Linked DNA regions of Homo sapiens: region 2 is linked to region 1. Evidence: chromatin contacts called from ENCODE Hi-C or POLR2A ChIA-PET data. All regions are on one chromosome and are shown on one strand. The core of a region is the stretch at or near the end of the contact, and the rest is flanking DNA. Distances in the headings are between cores, read along the strand shown.

The links. A loop is a pair of places that touch in the nucleus more often than their neighbours do. ChIA-PET counts read pairs that join two places held with the same protein, here RNA polymerase II (POLR2A). Pooled maps may share reads with other maps.
Region 2: a pooled map shows a loop between it and region 1 (2.9-fold over the local background). The contact joins the promoter of TOR1A here to the enhancer-like site in region 1. A Hi-C loop is called at or near these places in 1 of 168 maps with a recorded cell type or tissue (CD4-positive, alpha-beta T cell), 1 of 37 single-sample maps with no recorded cell type and 8 of 50 pooled maps. POLR2A ChIA-PET finds 5 or more read pairs at or near these places in 5 of 52 experiments (H1, MCF 10A, activated B cell and 2 more).

The regions. Positions count from the first base shown.
Region 1 is chr9:129,930,292-129,935,087 of GRCh38, forward strand. All of the region lies in intron 6 of FNBP1 (formin binding protein 1), which reads right to left. Among named protein-coding and RNA genes, the nearest start is that of MIR6855, 63 kb to the left of the region's middle. RefSeq lists enhancers at 2,337-2,406, 2,547-2,646, 2,667-2,726, 2,747-2,896. Within about 2 kb of position 2,209, at least 7 of the 41 ENCODE cell types and tissues checked have a DNase peak (open chromatin) inside an H3K27ac peak, as active enhancers do; they include CD4-positive, alpha-beta T cell, where a contact is called at or near this core.
Region 2 is chr9:129,821,307-129,826,102 of GRCh38, forward strand. It overlaps TOR1A (torsin family 1 member A), which reads right to left and starts at 2,830. Exons shown (of 5, transcript NM_000113.3): 1 at 2,602-2,830; 2 at 1,275-1,540. The coding sequence starts at 2,779. RefSeq lists a silencer at 2,215-2,304 and an enhancer at 2,715-3,024.

The DNA of each region.
Region 1 (4,796 bases), core at 959-3,458:
GACTCAAGCAATCCACCCGCCTCAGCCTCCCAAAGTGCTGGGATTATGGGCATGAACCACGGTGCCTGGCTGGGAAATCCATGAATTTTTAAACCCAGTTCTCAATGGGGTTCATGCACTAAAAAGGCATATGAACCACTGACCTAAGGAGACTTTTCTAAAGCTCTCTAGCATGTTTATATTTAGTATATATGCTAAAGAGGGAATAAGTATGGCAACTTCTTTATGCTTTTTATGTTTTTTGAGGAGTGCTATTTTATGTTTTACTGCATTGCTTTTCTCCTAAAAAATCAATAATTTACACATTTGTTTTTCTCTAATTCATATTCTGATTGATCACATACCTAAAAAAGGGGCAACAATTGTTGACTAGTTGCAGAATGGATTTTAAAGTTCAAACAGGAATGTCTATAAATTCTAAAGTCATCCAGAAGTACAAGAGGTTGTGCCGTTAATACCACCTTAGATTCACATAGCATTGTGGTGTTATTTTGATAAATATAATCTTGTGAATCTCTAACACAATTTGAGGTCCACACAAGGCAAAAAACTACCTCCTGCCAGATGAAGATAGGGTTTTTGGTCTTTAAGTGACCTGGCAAATTCACTGCAGTAAGCCAGAAACACAACAGGAAATAGGCTGTCTTCCAACATAACCAGGGCAACTATTTGTTTGTTTGCTTGTTTTTGTTTTGTTTTACTGAACCAATGTTTCAGAAAACTAAGACCTGGCTGGGTGTGGTAGATCACGCCTGCAATCCCAGCTCTATGGAAGGCTCGGGTGGGCAGATTGCTTGAGCCCAGGAAACTGAGACCAGCCTGGGCAACATGGTGAGACCCCTCTCTCTACAAAAATTAGCTGGGCATGGTGGTATGTGCCTATAGTTCCAGTTACTCAGGAGGCTGAGGCAGGAGGATTGCTTGAGCCTGGGAGGCTGAGGCTGCAGTGAGCTGTGATCACTACCACTGCATTCCAGCCTGCGCAACAGAACGAGACCCTGTGTCAAAAAATAATAATAACAAATAAATTGGCTGGGCGCGGTGGCTCACGCCTGTAATCCTAACACTTTGGGAGGCTGAGGTGGGCAGATCACAAGATCAGGAGATCAAGACCATCCTGGCTAACATGGTGAAACCCCGTCTCTACTAAAAAAAATACAAAAAATTAGCCGGGTGTGGTGGTGGGTGCCTGTAGTCCCAGCTACTCGGGAGGCTGAGGCACGAGAATGGCGTGAACCCGGGAGGCGGAGCTTGCAATGAGCCGAGATCGCGCCACTATACTCCAGCCTGGGCGACAGAGCAAGACTCCGTCTCAAAAAATAATAATAATAAAATAATAAATAAATAAATAAATAAATTAGTTGGGTGTGGTGATGTGTGCCTGTGGTCCCAGCTACTTGGGAGACTGAGGTGGGAGGATTGCTTGAGCTCAGGAGGTCAAGTATACAGTAAGCTGTGACTGCGCCACTGCACTCCAGCCTGGGTAACAGAGCAAGACTGTTTCAAAAAACAAAACAAAACACCAAACAAACAAAAACAAGAAAATTAAGACCTAATCATGAAAGAAAGAAAATCAGAAACACAAGAAAAAGACAGAAAAGAAGAAAAGAGAGAAAGAAAGGGAAGAAAGAACGAAAGAGGCCAGGTGCGGTGCCTCACGCCTGTAATCCCAGCACTTTGGGAGGCTGAGGCGGGTGGATGACGAGGTCAAGAGATTGAGACCATCCTGGCCAACATGGTGAAACCCCGTCTCTACTAAAAATACAAAAATTAGATGGGCGTGGTGGTGGGCGCCTTTAGTCCCAGCTACTTGGGAGGCCGAGACAGGAGAATCGCTTGAACCCAGGAGCCGGAGGTTGCAGCGAGCCGAGATCGCACCACTGCACTCCAGCCTGGGCGACTGAGCCAGACTATCTCTCTCAAAAAAAAGAAAAGAAAAAAAAAGAACAAACGAATGAAAGAGAAAGAAAGAGAAAGTGAAAGAGAGAAAGAAAAAGGAAGGAAGAAAGAAAAGAAAAGAAACACATGAGAGGAAAGCTGAAGTATTTGTTCCACTTTCTTCTTGATGGGAACATTTAGTATTGGCTTTTTTTTTCATGTCAATCTTCTTTATTGGTTTCCTGCCTATGTGACTTGAAGGGTTAACCTGAATTTCACTTCACACATTTTACTCATACTCATCTGGTGAAAGCCTAAGGTAATTCACAGTTGCTTCCCTTATTTTCTTCCCTATTCACACGTGAACACTTCCCAAATGAAGGTAACAATATCAGTATTTCCAAACACATTTCCTTATTACTGAGGTTTTTTGAGTTTCTTAAGGCCTTTGGATCTGTCGGTGCCATTTTATCCTCTTTTCATCTACCCTCAGTTGATTTCAGCTGCCGCATTCTTCCTCTTTGTTGGTGGCCTGTTAACTCCCTTCCTGACCATATGCCTTGGCGTCTGCTTCTTCCTGTGTCCACTAGTAAATATATTAGTCTAGCCCCAAAATGTTAAGTACCCAGCTACCCTCAAAAATCCACCCCCTTCCAACACACAGTAGCCCTCCTCTGTTTAAATAATAGCTTTCCCACCTACATGCATTCCATCTGTTCCCCGAGCCCGTCCAGCACAAATGCCCTATTAACTCTTCAGCTGCTGAGTTTCATCATGTATCATTTCGCTATGAATGTTTAAAAAAAAATTCCCATTAGACCTCAAATTTCTAAAACAGTCTCTATTTTATTCACAAGGCTTCCTCAGAAAGTCTCACAAAAATCCAGTGGGGGATTTCTTCATCTCTTCTGTAAAGAACAGCAAGAGCTCAGGAGGTAGTTTCCCCGTTTATTTTGAAGATTCTATCTAAGTGAGTTTTTAAAATAACTTAAGATCTCAAACAGGCATCACATCAGAATGCCATCATTATATATAATATGTATGCATGTACTTACACGCACACACATACACACACACACAACCCATGAGAGCAGATAAAAGCTTTCTGACAATAAATCCACTCACGCCAATATTTTAGAATATTTTACCCAAGTAGAATATTTTACCCATGAAAGCTGGTGCCAGAGGTACCCCACCCAGCACCATTTGGTTGGAAGTGGCTGTGATCCTCTTCCTGTAGCTCCACAGAATCCCTAATCATGTTTTAGCTTTAGCTGCATAATTCCTTCTGTAAGCATATTACCTCCTAATAGATTCATAATGCCCTTTGCCCTGTTTCTATGCAGTAATCCTGAAAACATAACAAGGGCCCTAGACGTGAACTGTGGAAGACGCTGAATAAGGACCAACATGTCTACAGTCCAGCCTAGAAAGTAAGCTGTGTAGAAGATAATAAATCAAAGTATATTTTAGACGGTCTGCCTTTTATGTTAAAGGAACACTGTCTCTCCAGGAGTTTTTCTTCCATGCTTGGACATACAATTGCAAAGGACGATCTATTTCTACAGTCTCACTCACTCTCACTGACTACAAGGATAGGGAAACCTTCAAAAACAGCAAAATACTGTGATACATCAGATTCTCCAAAGCCGCAGCAAAAAGACAGGACTGTCTTTTTCTCAGTCCCTGCATCCAGCTGCTTTGAATTAATATCCACTTCTGAAACTCTGGCCTAGGAATGCACCATTGTTCTAACCAAATTTCACTATGGAAAATCTATTTCTGTTTAGCAAATTGTTTATTTGACAATGGAATTTAAGAGTCGCTAAAACTAGTGTTGAATCAATTACTCATTATGACAAAAATACCTTTAAAATATCTTGTATTTTGGAGAACTTATTTGGGATAACAGTTAATGGTATTTTGGAGACTATCTCCTAATGTCTAAGACTAAGTGGAGCTAATAAGCATCATGACTTCTCATCTCTTTTTAAAAGTCAGTCTAAAAATAGCAACTATTACCTCAAAGAGATAGTGTTTCCATTCTAAACCAGACCATAAGCTATTCTTTCAATTAAATTAAATTTCCCATTCTGAGAATAAAGACACTGCATCTTACAGCAATATTACTACAGGGCAGAAAGATGTACAGAGAGTTGGCTTGTTTTACTTGCAACGAGTCAGTGTCACAGAATTTCAAGATAATGTTCTAAAAAGTCCAGAATAACCCCCGCTGCCTAGGCTGGGTCACAGACGTCTTAGAATCAGATCTACGCTGCTTTTGTTGTCCAACAGGAAGACAGAATTTAAACTTGAGAATTTTTTGACAAACCCTTGGGAATCTCCCTCAAATAAATCCAAACAGACCTAAGGATGTATGGCTTATACATGATTTCACTTCTTGGTAATTTTTTTTTTTTGAGACAGAGTCTCACTCTGTCGCCCAGGCTGGAGTGCAGTGGCACAATCTTGGCTCACTGCAACCTCTGCCTCCCAGATTCAAGCAATTTTCCTGCCTCAGCCTCCTGAGTATATGGGATTACAGGCACCCGCCACCACGCCCGGCTAATTTTTGTATTTTTAGTAGAGACAGCGTTTCACCATGTTGGCCAGGCTGGTCTCGAACTCCTGACCTCAAGTGATCTGCCTGCCTCGGCCTGCGTTAGCCTCCCAAAGTGTTGGGATTACAGATGTGAGCCACCACGCCCAGCCCACTTCTTGGTAATTCTTAACATAGTCCATTCTCAATATCATTATGGAACTAAGCCATACTGCCTAAAAGGTCAGAGTTGCAGTTTCTAAATAAAGAAAACAATATTTTAGAAACTGAACTGTAGCCCAATATTTTGAAATCCTAATGGGTTTAAAGACAAAAATACCGTCATCCATTCAGTTAGCTAAATTTAGATTATTAGCAT
Region 2 (4,796 bases), core at 1,580-4,079, 110 kb before region 1:
CTCAGTCTCAAAAATAAATAAATAAATAATTGACTGTTTTGCCCATCTTGCAGGTCTGCTACAAGGATCTAAAAGGCAACAGTTAACATTTATTTGTAACATGCACCAGGTACATGTTATGCACTTGACAGACAGAGCTCCCTGGATTGTTACAAGCAACACTTTGTAAGTCAGAATCTGAGTCTCAGGTCAGGCAACTTTCCTAAGACTACGGAGCTGGGAGAGTGTTAGGACTCAAATCCAGATGTGTCTGCTGCCAAAGCCCAAGCTGCTCATCAGTGAGTTCAACCATAAAAGCTGTTTGCGGCTGGGCAAGGTGGCTCACGCCTGTAATCCTAGCACTCTGGGAGGCTGAGGTAGGCAGATCACTTGAGGTCAGGAGTTCGAGACCAGCCTGGCCAATGTGAGGAAACCCCATCTCTACTAGAAATACAAAAATTAGCCGGCTGTGGTGGCACATGCCTGTAGTCACAGCTACTTGGGAGGCTGAGGCAGGAGAATCGCTTGAACCGGGAAGGTGGAGGCTGTAGTGAGCTGAGATGGCGTCACTGCACTCCAGCCTGGACAACAGAGTGAGACCCTGACTCAAAGAAAAAAAAAAAAAGGCAGTTTACAACAGTAGGTTCAACAAACTTAGGACTCTACATGTTTCCTCTTTCACAAAATGAGTGAGATGTGGCCAGGCATGGTGGCTCACGCCTGTAATCCCAGCACTTCGGGAAGCTGAGGCAGGCACATCACCTGAGATCAGGAGTTCGAGACCAGCCTGGCCAAGTTGGCAAAACCCCATCTCTACTAAAAATACAAAAATTAGCTGGGCATGGTGGCAGGACCCTGTAATCCCAGCTACCCGGGAGGCTGAGGCAGGATAATTGCTTCAACCGGGAGGCAGAGGTTGCAGTGAGCTGAGATCATGCCATTGCACTCCAGCCCGGGTAAGAAGAGTGAAACTCCGTCTCAAAATAAAGAAAAAAATAAAAAAATGAGTGAGATGTGTTGATCTCTAAGATGGATTTGATCATGTCCACCTCTAAAATCCCATGACCCTACATACTCACTGGACCGATTTTCAGAACCCACCACAAAGCTTTGATGGTATTAACTGCTCCACGCATCTCAAACTCTTAACTTCTACACCTTTCCAAGGGGAACTGAGACATGAACCGTTTTCCGGGCTCACTCATTTCAACATAGAACTCCCAAATCTCATCCCACAACAAAGAGACCCCAAACCCGATGACATCCAGGAAGGGATTCCAAACTTCCATCCTTGCCTTGTACAAGGTGATGTTTGAAGCATGTGGAAAGTGCAATGTGGCCACAAACAGGTGGACATAGTCACTGTTCAGACCACCCTCGTAAATATTCTCTGCGATGATCTTGCTGACGAAATTTTTGCCGGTGCCTGTCCACCCGTGCAGGGAGAGCGTGAGAGGTTTCTTGGGCTTTGGGTTGTTTATGAAACCAAACACGGCATTTAAGATGATTTTCTTTGCAAGATGCTGTCCAAAGAGGTTGTCGTCCAGATCCTTCTGCAGTGCTGGGAAAGACAAAGCCAATCAGGAGTGGGGAAGAAACAGCGGCAAAATGTAGCCACATTTACAGCCCATAAGAAAGCCAGCAAAGCCGTCTAGACGCCCTCCAAGCACCTTGCGAAACCTCAAGTACTGCGGTCTGTAAGCTCCTGGCCCAGAGGGGACGGCGGTCCAGGGAGCCCTCCCTTTGCTGGTCCTGCCTATTCTAAAGCCCTGGCCCGACTCCTTCCCGAAAAGCCCCTTGGTGCCACTGCCACTGCCACCAGTTTGCACCCCTAACCCCTGTGCTGCTCCTCCCACCCCAAGGCAGAGCCGGGAAAGGAAACAGTTTGGTCCCTCCTGGTCGGCTGCGGAAGAGTCCTCACCATCCTTCCTGTCTCCCGCTAGGCTAGAAAGGAGGCAGAACCCACTTCGGAGGGAGGTTACCACTGGTCCACCCCCAGCTTAGCGCAAAGTAGGCCAACCTGCAGCCTGGCTCCTCAGGTCTCCGACTTAAGTCTGGCACGTCTGTGGTCATGGCCGAGGAGCCAGGCCTCATCCTGCAGGCCGGCCGCTTGGCTTCCGGGGTCCGGCCCCCGCGGACTCAGCTCTGCCCAGGCCCGGCCCTCCTGGGATGTGACCCCTACCCCGGCCTGGCCCTAGTGCCATCCCCCAGCCCCAGCCCCAGCCCCAGCCCCCGCTCCTGAGCCCCAGCCCCCAAACTCCGCTCCAGCCCCAGTCCTAGCCCGGCCCTACTGCCATCCCCCAGCCTCCATCCACCATCCTCAATCCCCTAGCCCCAGCCAACCGCCCTGGTCTTAACCCAGCCCTAGTGCGATCCCCCAGCCCCACCCCCAGCCCCCGGGCCCCGCTCCATCCCCCAGCCCCAGCCCCAGCCCCAACCCGGCCCTAGTGCCATCGCCCAGCCCCAGCCCCCAGGCCCCGCTCCAGCCCTAGTCCTAGCCCGGCCCTGGTGCCATCCCCCGGCCTCCATCCTCCATTCTCCATGCCCTGGTCCTAGTTCAGCCCTAGTGCCATCGCCCAGCCCCAGCCCCAGCCCCAGCCTCCAGCCCCCGCCCCAGCCTACCCTCCCGGCTAAGGCTCCGCTTCTGCCCGCAGCACTCGGCGAAGAGGCAGTAGAGACGCGGGTAGATGTAGCCGGTGAGGACGCCGGCCAGGGCCAGTCCCAGGCTGATGGGCTCCACCGCCTGCACCACGGACGGCGCCAGCAGCAGCAGGCCCAGCACGGCCCGGCCCAGCTTCATGCCCGGACCCGCGCCACCCTGCTTGTTCTCGCGCCGACCGCGAACCGGTGCAGCCGCCAGACCCACGCTTCCGGTTCCTCCTCTCGCGGAGGCCATCTTTCTTCAGGGCAGCCCTCCTCCCGACGCCGGCGGCCGCCATCTTTGTTCGGTACAAAGCCCTGTTTTGCTTCCGGAAACTCGGTTCTGCTCCGCCCCTGTTGGCCACGTGTTTTTGTTTATGGACGTTATTTTTGCCAGGCATGGTGGCTCCTGCCTGTAATCCCAGCCCTTTGGGAGGCTGAGGCGGGCGGATCACCTGAGGTCAGGAGTTCGAGACCAGCCTGACCAACATGGTGAAACCACGTCTCTACTAAAAATATAAAATTAGCCGGGTGTGGTGGTAGGCACCTGTAGCCCTAGCTACTGGGGAGGCTGACACATGAGAATCGCTTGAACCCAGGAGGCGGAGATTGCAGTGAGCCGAGATCTCACCACTGCACTCCAGCCTGGGAGACAGAGCAAGACTGTGTCCCCTCCCCGCAAATAATAATAATAATAATAATAATAATAACGGACGTTATTTTTTAGAACAGATTTACAGAAAAATTGAGAAGATAGTAGAGAGTTCCCATGTGCCACCCATCCCTGCAATTTCCCCTATTACTAAAATCTTACATTATTAGTGTGCTACATTTGTTAAAATTAACGATGCACTGTTGTCATATTAACTAAAGTGTAGTTTATTCAGATTTCCTTCCTTTTACTTAATGCCTTTTTCTGCTGCAGGTTTCCATTCAGGATACCACATTATATTTCGTTGTCATGTCTTAGACTACTGTTAATGACAGTGTCTCAGCCTTTTATTTTTATTTTAGCTGGAGTGCAGTGGCATGATCTCAGCTCACTGCAACCTCTGCCTCCCAGGTTCAAGCGATTCTCCTGTCTCAGCCTCCTGAGCAGCTGGGATTACAGGCACACACCACCATGCCCGGCTAATTTTTGTATTTTTGGTAGAGACGGGGTTTCACCATGTTGGCCAGGATGGTCTTGATCTGACCTCATGATCTGCCCGTCTCAGCCTCCCAAAGTGCTGGGATTACAGGCGTGAGCCACCGCGCCTGGCCTCAGCTTTTTATTTTTGATGACCTTGATAGTTTTGAGGAGTACTGGCCAAATCTTTGGTGGGCTGGCCCTCTATTGGGATTTGATGTTTTTCTCAGGATTAGACAAGCGTTATGGCGTTTTGGAAGGAAGATCACAGAGGTAAAGTGCTATGCTCATCACATCCTACCAAGGAAGGGTTCTTACTGTTCAACGTTACTTACCACTGTTGGTGCTGACTTGATCACTTGACTGAAGTAGTGTTTGTCAGGTCCCCCCACCCCTCTTTTCTCTACTGTACTCTTTGGAAGGACGTCCCCATGCACAGCCCACACGTAAGGAGTCGGGGATTTTGCTCCACCTCCTTGGGGGCAGAGTATCTACAGAAATTATTTGGAATTCTGCATGGGAGATTTGTTTCTTCTCCCCCATGTATTCAATCATTTATATCAGTGTGGACCATTGTTATTTTATCCTTTGTTATACTACAGTACTAATTTTTTTTTCAAATTGTTCTCATTTTGGCCACTGGGAATTTGAGTGGTTCCTTGTGCTCCTTTGACATACACCCAGTGTATATACCAGCTTATTTGGGTTTGAGTGCCTCTTTCCTTTCTGACACTACAGGATACTCCGGGCTCATCTTGTATTTCCTGCCCCAGTCCTAGAATCCTATTTTCTACGAGGAACCCTGATTCCTTTCATTGTAAAATGGCATTAGAAACTGGCTGGGCATGGTGGCTCATGCCTGTAATCCAGCATTTTGGGAGGCTGAGGCAGGTGCATCACCTGAGGTCAGGAGTTTGGGACCAGCCTGACCAATATGGTGAAACCCCATCTCTACTGAAAATACAAAAAAATTAGCTAGGCATGGTTGCGTGTGCCTGTAGTCTCAGCTACATGGGAGGCTGAAACAGGAGAATTCCTTGAACTTGGG